Linked DNA regions of Homo sapiens: region 2 is linked to region 1. The links are chromatin contacts, found by Hi-C or POLR2A ChIA-PET in ENCODE. All regions are on one chromosome and are shown on one strand. The core of a region is the stretch at or near the end of the contact, and the rest is flanking DNA. Distances in the headings are between cores, read along the strand shown.

Region 1 (6,748 bases), core at 1,431-3,930:
ATCTTCCATCTAAGCTATCTTATTTCACTGGCTGTGCCCTCTGCCTATGGTCCCATGTTTTAGAGGATCCCATGCTTTAGAGGGCCTCACTCTGGCCCACTTTGGCTATACCTCTCATGGCGGAAAGAACCCACCAATGGGATGTTCCCACTCAGAGCCCATATTCCCCTTCTAGAGCCTAATTCCTGGGCCTGGGCCACTTCTGCAGGTACACTTCCCCAAGGACAGACTGTACCACTAATGTACTTATTCCTAGGCATGAAAGGTGTGCAATAAGTGTGATGAGGTAAGAGTGGGAATGTGGATGGAGCTTGGTCATGTCTACGTGAATGTACTCAAGGCCCTTTGTCATGTGGGACAGTGCCTGGGCTAGGAAGATAAGTGGGGGGTGGGTCAGGGGCCAGCTCTTTCCATTCCACTATGTCCCCGCATGGAGCTCTGAGAAGTTCAAGAATTCCATATTTGAACCTGGCCTTCCAGATTAGCCCGTTTCTTTCTCTTTTTCAAGGGCTGTATATTTGTATCTGTGTGTATATTTTGTGTTTATGAGGGGATATTTGTCAGTATAGGGGAATTGAAATATTTTATTTATCCGTTTGTTAGTGTAATTTACAACTTTTATATATGTAGTATGTGGACTTCCATCTGCACTCGTGCCCAAGGCCCCGCAAATCTTAGCGGCAAGTCTGTATTTTATTACGGCCAGACTTGTAAAGAATTATATTCCCCAAACAAAGCTCTATGTAATCAACTGCTTGATGATAACCACTACTACATACTGGGAAGTAAGAGGCTCTGGCTGTTCATTCCTTTGGATGAAAATAACAGTCAAGTGGGACCTGCCTTTCACTAGAAAAAGGGTCAGGCTGGGCTAGAGCTGGTGAAAACTCGCTGGGGAAGACCAGCCTGGCCAACATGGCAAAACCCTGTCTCTATTAAAATTAAAAAAATTAGCCGGGCATGGTGGTGCACACCTGTAATCCCAGCTGCTCAGCAGGCTGAGGCAGGAGAATCGCTTGAACCTGGGAGGAGAAGGTTGCAGTGAGCTGAGATTGTGCCACTGCACTACAGCCTGGACAAAGAGCAAGAGTCTGTCTCAAAAAAAAAAAAGAAGTAGCCAGTCTGAAGTTGCTGAGGAGAATGAGGAGAACAGGTCACACATCATCAATGTAAAGGAGACTTCATTCCTAAGGTCACTTTTTGCCTCTGTTTCAGATTTTCCTATAGTTCCCATGTGCTGGAACTCATCCCAGCCCAATTCACGTAAGACCCTTCTAGGGTGCGGGAGCAGACCACAGGAACCTGGCTTAGTACTTAGCATTACTTAGCAACAGCTTCTAAGGAGCAACGCAGGACAATAATGAGCATACAGTGTGGATAATCAATCTTCTATTGATATCTTTAAGGGGAAAAATTAGGGGGATAATCCATTTGGACCAGGAAGAAGTATAAGTGGGTAGGACTGGAAGTCGGAGGAGGTAAACTAGGGCAAGATGAAGTTCCATAACGTTCTCCACACTTCGGAAGTTGAGTCAGGTGCTTGTGCTGGGAGAGAGGACCGAATCCAGGATAAAGCTTCTGTTCAGCACAGCTCCATCTGCCAATGCAGATAACTTGGGATATTTTCATGCCAGATGTGCAAGGATCAAGAGATTCACAGAAAAGTTGTTGAGCTTGAGAGACAAAGAGGTAATTTTTAAAATAGGGAATATGGAGGAATGTATATTCTAGGAAAAGCCTTGAGTATAAAACTTTTAAAGTTTTTCTTTTTTTTTTTTTTTTTTGAGACGGAGTCTCGCTCTATCGCCCAGGCTGGAGTGCAGTGGCGCGGTTTTGGCTCACTATAAGCTCCGCCTCCCGGGTTCACGCCATTCTCCTGCCTCAGCCTCCCAAGTAGCTGGGATTATAGGCGCCCCCACTACGCCCAGCTAATTTTTTGTATTTTTTAGTAGAGACGGGGTTTCACCATGTTAGCCAGGATGGAATCCATCTCCTGACCTCGTGATCCACCCGCCTCGGCCTCCCAAAGTGCTGGGATTACAGAGATGAGCCACGATGCACGGCCTAAAGTTATATATATATATATATATATACACATACACACACATACACATACACACACACACACATATATATATGTGATTTAAATATATAGATAGATATACATATGTAACTTTTTTTCTCTTGAGACAGAGTCTCACTCTGTCACCCAGGCTAGGTGCAGTGGCGCGATCTTTGCTCACTGCAACCTCCACTTCTCGGGTTCAAGTAAGTCTCCTGCCTCAGTCTCCTGAGTAGCTGGGATTACAGGCATGCGCCACCACGCCTGGCTAATTTTTGTATTTTTAGTAGAGGCAGGGTTTTGCCATGTTGGTCAGGCTGGTCTTGAACTTCCGACTTCAGGTGATCCACCCGCCTCGGCCTCCAAAAGTGCTGGGATTACAGGTGTGAGCCACTGTGCCTGGCCCATATTTAACTTTTTAAGTTAAATAACGTACACAGCTTTCCTGGACTTCAAAACCTGGTGTTAAGGACAGACTTTCCAATATAGAGATACTAGGCTGTTTTTATATAAAATTGCTTTATCTCAAACTCATTGGTGTAGGCTCTAATGGAGGGAAGGGGATGCTGATGTCTTAGGACAGCTGCCTGTGAGAAGCTTGAAGAGCTGACTTTTGCAGTGCTTCTTAAGCCGTAGCATGCGTCGGAAACACCTGTTAGTGCTGGTTTAAAATGCAAAATTTGCAAGACTTTTTTTTCCTTATTTATCTACTATGGTTTGAATGTGTCCCCCAAATTTCATGTGTTAGAAACTTAATCTCAAAATGTGACCGTATTGAATCTTTAAGAGGTGATTGGATCAAAAGGTTTCAACCCTTATGATTAATCCATTTATAGGTTAATGGATTAATGGGCTAATAGACTAGCAGGTAATCATGAGAGTGGAACTAGTGGCTTTTTAAGAAGAGGAAGAGAGACCTAAGCAAGCATGTGAGCTCACTCAGCCCCTCACCATGTGATTCCCAGTGTGGCCTTGGGACTCTACAGAAAGTCCTCACCAGCAAGAGTCCCCTCACAGTTGCAGCCCCTCAATCCTGGACTTCCCAGCCGTCATAACTGTAAGACATAAATTACTCTTCTTTATAAATGACCCAGTTCCACATATTCTATTATAATCAACAAGGAACGAACTAATACATTATCTAAAATTATCTCCTGAAAGCAATTACAGTAAGGATCTTGCTTTTTAGAAAACAAAAAATTATTGTATACATTTTAAATTTTAAAAAACTACTTTAGCCAGGCGTGGTGGCTCATGCCTGTAATCCCAGCACTTTGGGAAGCCAAGGCAGGTGGATCACGAGGTCAGGAGTTCAAGACCGGCCTGACCAAGATGGTGAAACTCTGTCTCTACTAAAAATACAAAAATTAGCCAGGTGTGGTGGCAGGTGCCTGTAACCCCAGCTATTTGGGAGGTTGAGGCAGAGAACTGCTTGAACCTGGGAGACAGAGGTTGCAGTGAGCCGAGATCACGCCACTGCACTCCAGCCTTGGGGACAGAGCAAGACTCCGTCTAAAAAAAAAAAAAAAAAACTAGCAATACCAGGAGAAAATAAGCCCAAGCCCGGTGGCTCACACCCATGATCCCAGCACTTTGGGAGGCCAAGGCAGAATGAAGGCTTGAGGCCAGGAGTTTGAGACCAGCCTGGACAACATACCAAGACCCCATCTCTACAAAAAAAAATTTTAATTTTTAAAATTAAAAAAAAATTTTTTTTTAGATGTTATGCACTAGTAGCTACTTGGGAATGTTAGATGTTATGTCCCAGCTACTTGGGAAGCTGAGGCAGGAGGATTGCTTAAGCCCAGGAATTCACTGCTACACTCCAGTCTGAGTATACCCTGTCTCAAAGAAAAATAAAAAGAGAAAATAAAATTTTATGTGCAAAAAGTTAGGAGAGGGCAAAGTCAAGTAAAATTTCCCCATATTAACTTAGAAATAGTAATAAGGGCAAAATGTTCTAAAGGTTTCATCTGTTAGTGTCCTAGCCTGGAAAAAAAAAAAAAGGATGCCCTTAAATTGAGTCATTTAGGAAGAGTGTAATAAAGTCACTATTTACAAAGCATGGACTGGGCTTAGACAAAGCAAAAGGGATGTGCACTACCCTTGGGCTGGTGAGTGCAAGAGCCACTACCGCCACCATGTCTGTAAGGACAAGGCAATGGAACCCATTAAAGGAACCTAGAAAGCTGATAGAGAGGGCCACCTGGCAGGAAGGAACCAGAGAAATAAATATGCCAACCTCCTTGGCCAACCCCTAGAGGCTGGAGGGCAAAAGCAGCCTACTGATGTCATCCTTGTGACTCAGCCTCATGGGCAGAGAGCAGGGCAAAGAAGGGTGGAGAGCAGATTATGAGTAGCAAATGGGGAAAATCTAGCACCTGTCAGAGATGGCTAACGCACTGGAGTGGCTACTGTGTATCTTAACAAGCACTGAAGACAACAGTACAGAGATTTCCTTTTCTATCATCTCGTTTATATAACCATGCAGTAGGTTTATAAGAAACCTACCATTAAGTGGCTGGGTGCAGTGGCTCATGCCTGTAATTCCAGTACTTTTGGAGTCCGAGGTGGGCAGATCATTTGAGGTCAGGAGTTCGAGAACAGCCTGACCAACATGGTGAAACCCCGTCTCTACTAAAAATACAAAAAAATTAGCCAGGAGTGGTGGCGGGTGCCTGTAATCTCAGCTATTTTGGAAGGCTGAAGCAGGAGAATCTCTTGAACCTGGGAGGCAGAGGATGCAGTGAGCTGAGATCGTGCCACTGCACTCCAGCCTGGGCGACAGAGCAAGACTCTGTCTCAAAAAAAAAAAAAAGAAAAGAAAGAAAGAAACATCACATCAAGTGTTATGGTTTTGTACTGTGTCTCATTCCAGAAAAAGCCCAGAAATCTGAACTTCAAGTAAGAACTCAAGCTGAGGGCAGTGGTTCACATCTGTAATCCCAGCACTTTGGAAGGGCGAGGTAGGGGGACCGCTTGAGCTCAGGAGTTTGAGAACAGCCTGGGCAACAGCAAGACCTTGTCTCTACTAAAAATAAAAAAGGAGTCCCTAGAACTCAGTGATAGTCTCTCTTCTCTTGGTCCCTGTCAGGGCTGTACAGAAACCCCAGAGTCTCTCAAGCCAGCTTAGTCCTGCAACAGACATGCAGAGGGAACATCTGTAACCTGAAAGAGGAAGGTCAGACACTGACCTGGCTTCACGGGACCCTACGAGTCTTTAGGCATGAGTGGGCCCAGGCTGCTGGCACTGACCAGGCTCACCTTATCTTGGCTCCTGGGCTGAATGGCTGAGCTTTCCAGGCTTGGGCTGGGGAGGTCCCTCTTATTTAGCTTCCTTGTCAGCAGTTTCCAGAAGGTGAAAGTTACCTGCCCAAGGTAGTAACCTTAAACTGCAATAGAAATAACTCTCTGGGCTAGAGATGCCAAGGTTGTACCGAAAGTTTCCAAGGCAGTAGAGCACTTAGCCCTGTCTCTGTGTCCCCGTGAAGGCCCTAGTCTTCCTCCTTTGACTGGTGTGTTGGCGACCTGTAAAGCTTGGGTATGGGCTGGGCAGGGCAGGCCGCAGGGCCCAGTCTGGCTTCCCGTGGAAGCCAGTGAGTTTCCCGCAAAGAGAAAGTTCTGGCTGTAGGCCTCAAGGGCAGGGAGAGAGGCCTTCTTTAACCCCAGCAGTAAGAAAATGCTCATTCTATACCGTGTAAAGGGACCCTTAGTGTTTCCTGGGCTGACACAGAGAAGAACTATTTATTTCTCAGCTATCGTTCTCTGACTTGGCAAGCTCAGGCTGGAGTGGGGAAAAGCAGATCCAAGACAATCATGTGATGGAATTACACCTGCTGAGGTAAAGCACAGTGCTGCTCCCCAAGCAAACATTCTTGCAGACTCTGCACTGCAAACTCAGCTCAGGAGGCGCTGGGCTAATTTGTCTTTTGCCAACTAAAGGCAAATGGAGGAGGGCAGAGCCTGGCAGCTTCTCCTACTGCCTGGTGATTTGAGGATCACTCTGCCTCCCTCCCCGCTCCACCACTCTCTCACTGATGCCTAAATAACAGGTAGGAATTCGCTCCACTTCGCCAAGGAGCAAGGAAATGCACATCACTTTACTTTTTAAAATCAAATGGAATCATGCTGTGAGCCCCACCTTGCCCTGGCTGGTGCAATCCCCAATATTAATGATTATTGAAATCCCCTCTTTTCTGTTGGGCCGTACTAGAATCCGGGGCCCTGCTTGGTAATAGCAAAATGGGGCAGGGGATTGAGTTAGCCAATAAAATAGCCACCATTATTAATGTTGCTACTTTTGTTATGTGACACAGCTATTGGACTAAAAGGTTTCACCTCAAAGTGCCTACTTTACCTGCAGGCTCTGCCACAGGGGCCCTTGTGGATATTTCCAAGGTTATATAGTTAGAGATTGTCCTTGAGGTATTAGTCATGTGCCAAGTTTGAGTGGTGGTGGTAGTAGAAGGAGTGTTGAGGAAACTTTAGATCTTCTCCCCGTAATCTAGGTCAGCATCCCCTGTTCCTTGTTGTAGGTAATTAATATTTTCTCATTTTCATGTATGTAGCCATGTAAACAGCTTAGAGCATCCTCTTCCCCTCCCAGCCTTTCAATCAGATTGCTGCCCCTAAACCCCTCCTACAGAGACATTCTGACTTCCAGGCACCAACTGCTCCCCTAGACAC
Region 2 (7,852 bases), core at 1,250-3,749, 110 kb after region 1:
AAAAAATTTAGATTTTTCTAGCTATATATTCAATATCAGCATATTTTTTGCATATTTGAAAATTGAGATTCTGTCTTGTACCGTTTAAATGGTAGCCTGTTTAACTTAAAATTAACTGCAAAAGAAATAAACAAAAACTGAGTTTTTGTAAATAATATTAAATTGAGTAATTTAACTTAATCCCACCCATTAGGTTAAGCAATGATCCCAGGATAAAGAGAGAGAGAGAATGATGAGTAAAATGAACCCTACACTGCAATGTCTCCAGATAGCTGTATGAGTAAAAGCTTACCATCTCAGCTCTTGGGTCTTTATTTTCTTATTTTAAAAAAAGGCGTTAAGGTCCACATTAAAGTCAGGTATAATTGGTAAAGTTTAAAACTGCTAGTCTCTTTTATTTCACGAACACTGCCAGGCCTTGGAAATTATTGATAAAACTTGATTCACTGTGAGAAACAGTCAAAAAATAATAAAAAAAATAGCATTTTATTTTAAAGTTAAAGAATAATAAAATAAAAATAAAAACTTGCTTGAGATACTTTTCTAGAAATGGAACATTTTACAATGAAAATAGGATCCAAACATATAAGTATTTACTTTTGGATATTTGATAGATAGGCTTGTTATAAGATTGTGACTCAGCTGAAGTGGTTTTAGTTTATACAGATTTTTGAGAGAAGAAAGTACACCTTTTTGCTCTATATGTTTTCTCTGGAAACATCTCATTGTATTGTACCAATTTTGTCTTGATTCTCTAAGAATCTTTTTAGTCTTTTAGGACAAAGGAAATAGGTATTGAGAGACATTTCTCTTCAATCCATGGATCTCTTCTGTTTCTGCACATTCGCTGAGCAGAGTACTGATAGCTTTTGTTGGGGGCTATCTTTTTCAAAGAAATCTGTTTAGCAAACAGCCTAGGAAGATAGAAATAGTGCTTCCATTAGGACAGATGGCACATTTCTTTGCTGTCCAGGATAATTAAGATAATCTCTCTAGGGAAAAAGGTTGGGCATATTTGCTTGTAGCTCCTTTTAAAGATTGGAGTTTCATTAAGCTCAGGTTTTCTTGTCCTGTAATGCAACCCACAGTATGTGCACTTGGTTTTCCTTTCATTGGCCTTTAGGAATTAGAGCTTGAGGAATCAGTAAAAAATATGGTACTCTGTCTATGCTATTGTTGTGAGTAGTAAACTGTTCTTTGTTTCTGATCTAGGAGTGTCATAACTTCTGCCAGGATTATCTGATGCTAGCTTACCAGCTACACTACTAACACATCCTATTGATAAAACAAAGCTGAGTTCATTGCTTATTGTGGTAAGGGAGAACACCTAAAAAAATCTTTGGTAGGGTCTTAGAGAGGTCAAAATTTGAGAATTTGAAGTTTGTTTTAAGTTGGATCTTTCAGTGGTGGCGATGAGGCTTGATTAGGATTGGGTAGGTATCATGATAAAACAGTTTAGGTTTGGTGGAAACAGTAAGATTTTGAAAACTGCCGAAGAGTTGATGGGTCTTTCCAGAAGGTCTGTAATGAACAATCACATTATATTTCTGCTGTCTCCTAGAATAGCAGTTATGCTAATTAAGACAGTGGACTGGTAAAGTCATGTTAATGTACCTAGAAAGCTGTGTGTGTGTGTATTAGTTTTCTAGGGCTGCTATAACAAAGCACTGTAAACTGGGTGGCTTAATATAGCAGAAATTTATTCTTTCAGTTTTGGAGGTTAGCAGTCTGAAATCAAGGTGTTGGCAGGGCCACACTCTCTCCGAAGGCTCTAGGTAAGAATCCTTTCCTTCTTCTTTTAGCTTATGGTGGATGCCAGAAATCCTTGGTATTTCTTGACTTTTGGTAGCATAACTCCAATCTCTACCTCAGTATTCACATGACATCTTCCCTCTGTGTGTGTTTGTGTTCAAATGTCCTTCTTATAAGGATTCCAGTCATGTATTAGGGTCCATCCTAATCCAGAATGACATTATATCAACTTGATTATATCTGCATAGACCCTATTTCTAGCCGTTACACATTTTGGGAGGACACTTATTTAACTCAGTATAGGGGACATGTAGTTTCAGTCTTCAGTGCCCAAACTGTATGTAGGTACAGTGTTTGCTCTCAGTGTCCATGAAACTATGGCAGACTGATGTTAGCTTGCATGTAGGGTAAAATCTTAGGTTCTTCAGAGTTCTTGACAACAGCATGGTATAGTAGAAAGAAAACCAGTCTGGAAGTCAGAGTACCTTAGTTCTGCTCTGTTAATAACTAGCTTAAGAAAGTTACTGTCTTCTTTAGCTATTAGTTTGTTACTGATACACCAGGAGTTCAGTCTAGGTCCTGCTGCTTGCTGCATAGAAAGCCAATCACTGAGACAATGAGTATTGCCAAGGAAGAAGGCTTTAATCAGGGGCGGCAGCTGAGAAGATGGGAGCTTGGTCTCAATTCCATCTCCCTGACTGACTAAAACCAGGGTTTATATAGCAGGGAAGACATAGATTTTAACAATGTGTAAGAAAACAGGAACTTGGGAGGAGGGGCGAGGAAGCAATAATGGTGAATGAGGGGTCTGGCATCTGGTAGGGTGATCTGGTTTCAGTTCTTTGATACTTTTTGTGCCAAAAGAACAGTCTGTGGGACTATTGGGTTTGTTTCAATTTCCTCATAGATAAAATTTGAGGCCTGAGGAAGAGAAGAGTAAACCAAATGATCTTTAAGACATTTCTAGTTCTCACATTCTGAAGTTTTATAATGTTGAGTGGCTGCTACATACTGTATTAATATTAGTCTTGTTGGAGTCACAAAAAGGGAATAGAAAATGCTTTAAGTGCTAATCAGATAGGCTCTAACTTGTGAATGTAGCTTGCGTAAATTAATTTGTTTATTTGGGTGAAGCTAATTAATGAAGACATTAGGTAAACATGATGTTTGCCCTGATCTCTCTGACTTACCATTTTGTTTTTCAACTTGAATAGTGTATTTGGAAGAAGAGCATTCTTCAGGTCACTTAAAGTTAGAAAAATGCTGCACTCTCAGGCTGAGTTCATAAAATGAAATAACCTTTCCTGAAGTGAATATGAGAATGTGGTTCCCCTTCCCCCTTCATTGCCCACGTTTGTCTGTCATGTCATTCTTGTGGTCAAGAGATTTTAGAAAAATTCTTACTAGAGAATGGTAATAGTACTGTGAGGTGGAGCATGGTGTTAGAATTCTAGGTGTAAGTGAATCATGTGCTATTGAATTTTCTTTGCGTTTTAAATAGGTCACTGTAGTATCGTATTTGAATTCTTTGTTTGAATCATGTTGAAAGTATGTAATAATTACTGCACAGAGATATTGTGGGCACTGAAAAATTCTTTGGTACTACCAAAACCCCCTGTGGTCATGTATGTGCTTGTTCTTTGAAGTTACAAATGAACAATGACTACATATTGATGATAAGTATAAATACAGGTTGAACCAATGTTTTTAGATCTGGACAAAAGTTACTGAAGTAGGAGAAAGGACGGATTTTTATTAATTCCATATGGAAGAAATTCAAAACCATATACCAGGGGGAGATAGGATTGTCTCACCACTTAACTTAAGGATCTTCCTGTATGTAGCCCTTCCATCACACACAAATTGTACTAAGTGTTTTCATAGTGGATATTTGGGCAATTCAGAGACTCTCACTACATGTTGTAACAATGGTAATGTATTTAATTAATTTTAGAAGATACATTAGAATATAGAATTAGCAGTAACACTCCAGCAATACCTGAAATAAAATGTGTTAAAACAGACAGAATATAGAAATTAAATAGACATAATTACAATAATAAAAAGATATACCTCTATCATATTTCTATTCACATTTCTATTCTAGTCAATTAAAAGAGTAGGAGAATTTTTTATCTTTCTTTATTAATTTTTTTGAGACAGGGCCTCACTCTATTGCCCAGGCTGGAGTGCACTGGCGCAGTCACGGCTCACTGCAGCCTTGACCTCCTTGGCTCAGGTGATTCTCCCACATCAGCCTCCTGAGTTGCTGCGATTGCAGGTGCACACCACCATGCCTGGCTAATTTTTTGCATTTTTTGTAGAGATGGAGTTTTGCCATGTTGCCCAGGCTGATCTTGAACTCCTGTGCTCAAGCAGTTCCCCACCTCAGCCTCCCAAAGTGCTGGGATTACAGGAGTCAGCCACCGTGCCTGGCTAATATATTTTCTTAGTGTTAAAGAAAAGAATGTTAAGGAGTTACTCAGAAAGTAACTTGAACTTTTGGTGTGGGCTGTTTTGATGATTGTTGGGAAGATTTTCTTTTTTTCTTCATTCCTGGGGCCATGGTGGCTGATCATCCAAGCTTGGATTAAACTCTGTTCCTTGTACTTTTCCTTCTCATTTTAGGTTTTGGAGTCAGTATACTTATATTACCAAGAAAATAAGGTTCCTCCAACTTGTAAGAAATATTTTCTAGTTTCAGAGAATTATGAATTGGTAAAGATTGAAAAAGATGGTATGGATGTGTTTGAATTATTCACTTTTATGGTGTATAGTCTTCACTTTCCATGTTGTGTTTTGTTGGACTCAAAGATGCTTGAGAAGTTAGAGAGATTCTCCCTGGCTCCCCCAGCCACCCCTGCAGCCCCACTGGGGAAAAAAGGAAACAAAGGAGGAAAACCGTGTTGAACACATATTTTTTCTTAAGCACCTATACTGGATTAATGTATTACTGTGAAAGTTGTTTAATTGGAGTTTTTTTAAAATAGATTTTTATTTCTTAGGGCAGTTTTAGGTTTACAGAGAAATTGTAATTTCTTACAGAGAGTTCCCAAATATCTCCCCCTTTTATCTTACAATCTGTAGTAATTGCTTATTATTTCCAGGAGTTTGTTGGTCAGTACTTTGGGTTTTTTTTTTTTTTTTTTTTACATAGATGATCATGTCATCTGCAAATAGAGAGTTTTATTTCTTTCTTCTCAATTTGTGTACCTTTTATGTCCTTTTCTTGTTTTACTGCATTAGCTAGGATGTCCAGTATGATGTTGAATAGGAGTGGTAAGAAGGGAAGTCCTTGCCTTGTTCCTGATCCTACGGGGAAAGGATCTGGTTTCTTACCATTAGGTATGGTGTTTGCTGTAAGTTTTTTGTAAATTTTATTTATCAAGTGGAGGAAATCCTCCTCTATTTCTAGTTTGCTGAGAACATGTAATTATTAACTGATGTAGAATTTTATCAAATACTTTTATTGCATCTATTGATATGATCTGATTGTATGATTTTTTTTTTCTGTTTCCTGGATTACATTAATTGACTTTTAGATGTTGAACCTACCTTGCATACTTGGAATATACTCTACTTGGTCGTGGTGTATAATGTGATTTGCTGAGATTTTTGAGAACATTTGCCTCTGTGTTCATGAAAGATATTGTTCTGTAATTTTCCTTTCTTGTAAGGCTGTTGCCTGGGCTTATGATCGGGGTAATGTTGGCCTCTGAGAATGAGTTAGAAGTGCTCACTCTGCTTCTACAGATTGTAGAATATTGGTATCATCTGTTCCTTAAATATTTGATAGAATTCACGAATGAATTATCTTGAGTGTGGTGCTTTCTGTTTTGGAAGATTATTAATTATTTATTCAGGTTTTAAAAATTGATTTAGGCTTATTCAGATTATTTGTTTCTTCTTGTGTGAATTTTGGTAGATTGTGTCTTTTAAGGGATTGGTCCATTTCACCTAAGTTATCAAATTTAAGGGCATAGAACCAGCTTTGAGTCTTGTTGATTTTCTTTGTTTTCCTGTTTTCAATTTTGCTCTGATTTTTGTTGTTTTCTTCTGCTTCCTTTGGATTTAATTTGTTCATTTTCTGGTTTCCTAAATTAAAAGCTTAGATGATTAATTTTACCTTTCTTCTTTTTTAACATATACATTCAATGCTAAAAATTAATCTCTTAGTCCTGCTTTGCTGCATCCCACATTTATTTACTTACTTACTTACTTATTTATGAAATGGGGTCTCATTATGTTGCCCAGGCTGGTCTAGAGCTCCTAGCCTCAAGTGATCCTCCTGCCTTAGCCTCCCAAAGTGCTGGGATTACATGTATGAGCCACTGTGCCCGGCCATAAATTTTGGTGTTTTATTTTCATGTACACTTAGTTTAAAATATTTTATAATTTCTCAAGACTATTTTTTTGATCTACGAGTTATTTGTAAGTGAGCTGTTTAAACATCTCCAAATATTTTGAGATTTTCCAGCTATGTTTTTGTTTAACTAGTTTAATTCCATTGTGGTGTGTCTATTTGTATGGTGTCTATTCTTTAAAATTTGTTAAGGTATATTTTGTAGTCTCTCTTTGTGAAATGTTCCCTGTGGATTTGAGAAGAGTGTGTATACTGCTGTTGCTGGATGAAGTGTTCTATAAATGTCAGTTAGATCTAGTTGATTGATGGTGTCATCAGTTCTATGATACCTTCCTGATTTTCTGCTTCTGTCAATTACCGATAGAGGGTTGTTGAAGCTCCAACTATGATATTGAATTCATGTGTTTCTCCTTGTAGTTCTATCAGTTTTTATTATACCTTATGTATTTTGACACTCTGTAGTTAGGTACATACATATAAAGATGATTATGTCTTCTTGGTGAATAATAACAGATTGACCATCTGTTATTAGGTAATGCCCCTCTATCACTGATAATTTTTCTTGGCCTTAAGCTTGCTCTTTCTGAAATTTTTATAGCCATTCCAGGTTTCTTTTGATTAGGTTTAGCATAGCCTATCTTTCTCCATCCCTTTACTTTTAATCTGTCTTCATCTTTATATTTAGAGTGGGATTTTTGTAGACATCATATAGTAGGGTCTTGTCGTTTGATTTGCTCTCGACAGCATGTGTCTTTTAACTGGTGTATTTAGACCACAGATGTTTAAAGTAATTATTGATATAGTTGGATTAATGTCTACTGTATTTATAACTGTTTTCTACTCATTGTCCTTGTTCTTTCTTTTTTCGTCTTTCACTTTGTCTCTGCCTTCTTCATTGTAATTCAGCATTTTATATAATTCCATTTTGTCTCCTGTTTTAAAATATAAATTATACTTAATTTAAAATTATCTTTTAGGCTGAGGATGGTTGCTCATGCCTGTAATCCCAGCACTTTGGGAGGCCAAGGCGGGTGGATCACCTGAGGTCAGGAGTTCGAGACTAGCCTGGCCAACATGGTGAAACCCTGTCTCTACTAAAAATACAAAAGTTAGCCAGGTGTGCTGGCGCACGCCTGTAATCCCAGCTACTCAGGGGGCTGAGGCAGGAGAATTTCTTGAACCCAGGAGGTGGAGGTTGCAGTGAGCCAAGATCGCACTACTGCACCCTAGTCTGGGCGACAGAGCAAGACTGTCTCAAAAAAAAAAAGAATAAAATGAAATTATTTTTTAGTTGTTGCCCCACAGTTTGCAATAATTACACAGTTAAACTGATCCAAGTTCACTTTTTAAATAACACTTTACCACTTCATGGGTAGTGCAAATACCTTACAACTTAGTATTGTCAGTTCCTTTTTCCCATTCCTTATAACATTACTTTTATTTGTTTTACTTTTCCATAATTTACAGTCACTAAATATATTGTTGCTATTATTATTTTGAACAAGTTGTTATCTGTTAGATGAATTAAGGATCAGAAAAACAAAAGATTTAGTTTTACCTTTATTTTTTTCCTCTACACTCTTCCTTTCTTTTTGTAATCCATATTTCTGATCTATATAATTTTCCTTCTTTCTGAATAACTTCTGTTAACATTTCTTGCAAGTCATGTTTATTGGGTTTCATTTCTCCCAGTTTTTATTTCAGAAAGTCTTTATTTCTTCACTTTTGGAGGATACT

What was found. Hi-C counts contacts between places; a loop is a spot of excess contacts on that map. ChIA-PET counts read pairs that join two places held with the same protein, here RNA polymerase II (POLR2A). Pooled maps may share reads with other maps.
Region 2: a loop to region 1 is called in a pooled map, with 2.7 times the contacts of the local background. The contact joins two enhancer-like sites. A Hi-C loop is called at or near these places in 1 of 37 single-sample maps with no recorded cell type and 4 of 50 pooled maps. POLR2A ChIA-PET finds 5 or more read pairs at or near these places in 3 of 52 experiments (B cell, OCI-LY7 and WTC11).

Annotation. Positions count from the first base shown.
Region 1 is chr14:65,348,996-65,355,743 of GRCh38, forward strand. No RefSeq gene overlaps it. Among named protein-coding and RNA genes, the nearest start is that of MIR4708, 17 kb to the left of the region's middle. Within about 2 kb of position 2,681, at least 2 of the 41 ENCODE cell types and tissues checked have a DNase peak (open chromatin) inside an H3K27ac peak, as active enhancers do; they include B cell and OCI-LY7, where a contact is called at or near this core.
Region 2 is chr14:65,459,377-65,467,228 of GRCh38, forward strand. All of the region lies in intron 2 of FUT8 (fucosyltransferase 8), which reads left to right. Among named protein-coding and RNA genes, the nearest start is that of MIR625, 7.8 kb to the right of the region's middle. RefSeq lists enhancers at 2,629-2,678, 4,403-4,572. Within about 2 kb of position 2,500, at least 4 of the 41 ENCODE cell types and tissues checked have a DNase peak (open chromatin) inside an H3K27ac peak, as active enhancers do; they include B cell and OCI-LY7, where a contact is called at or near this core.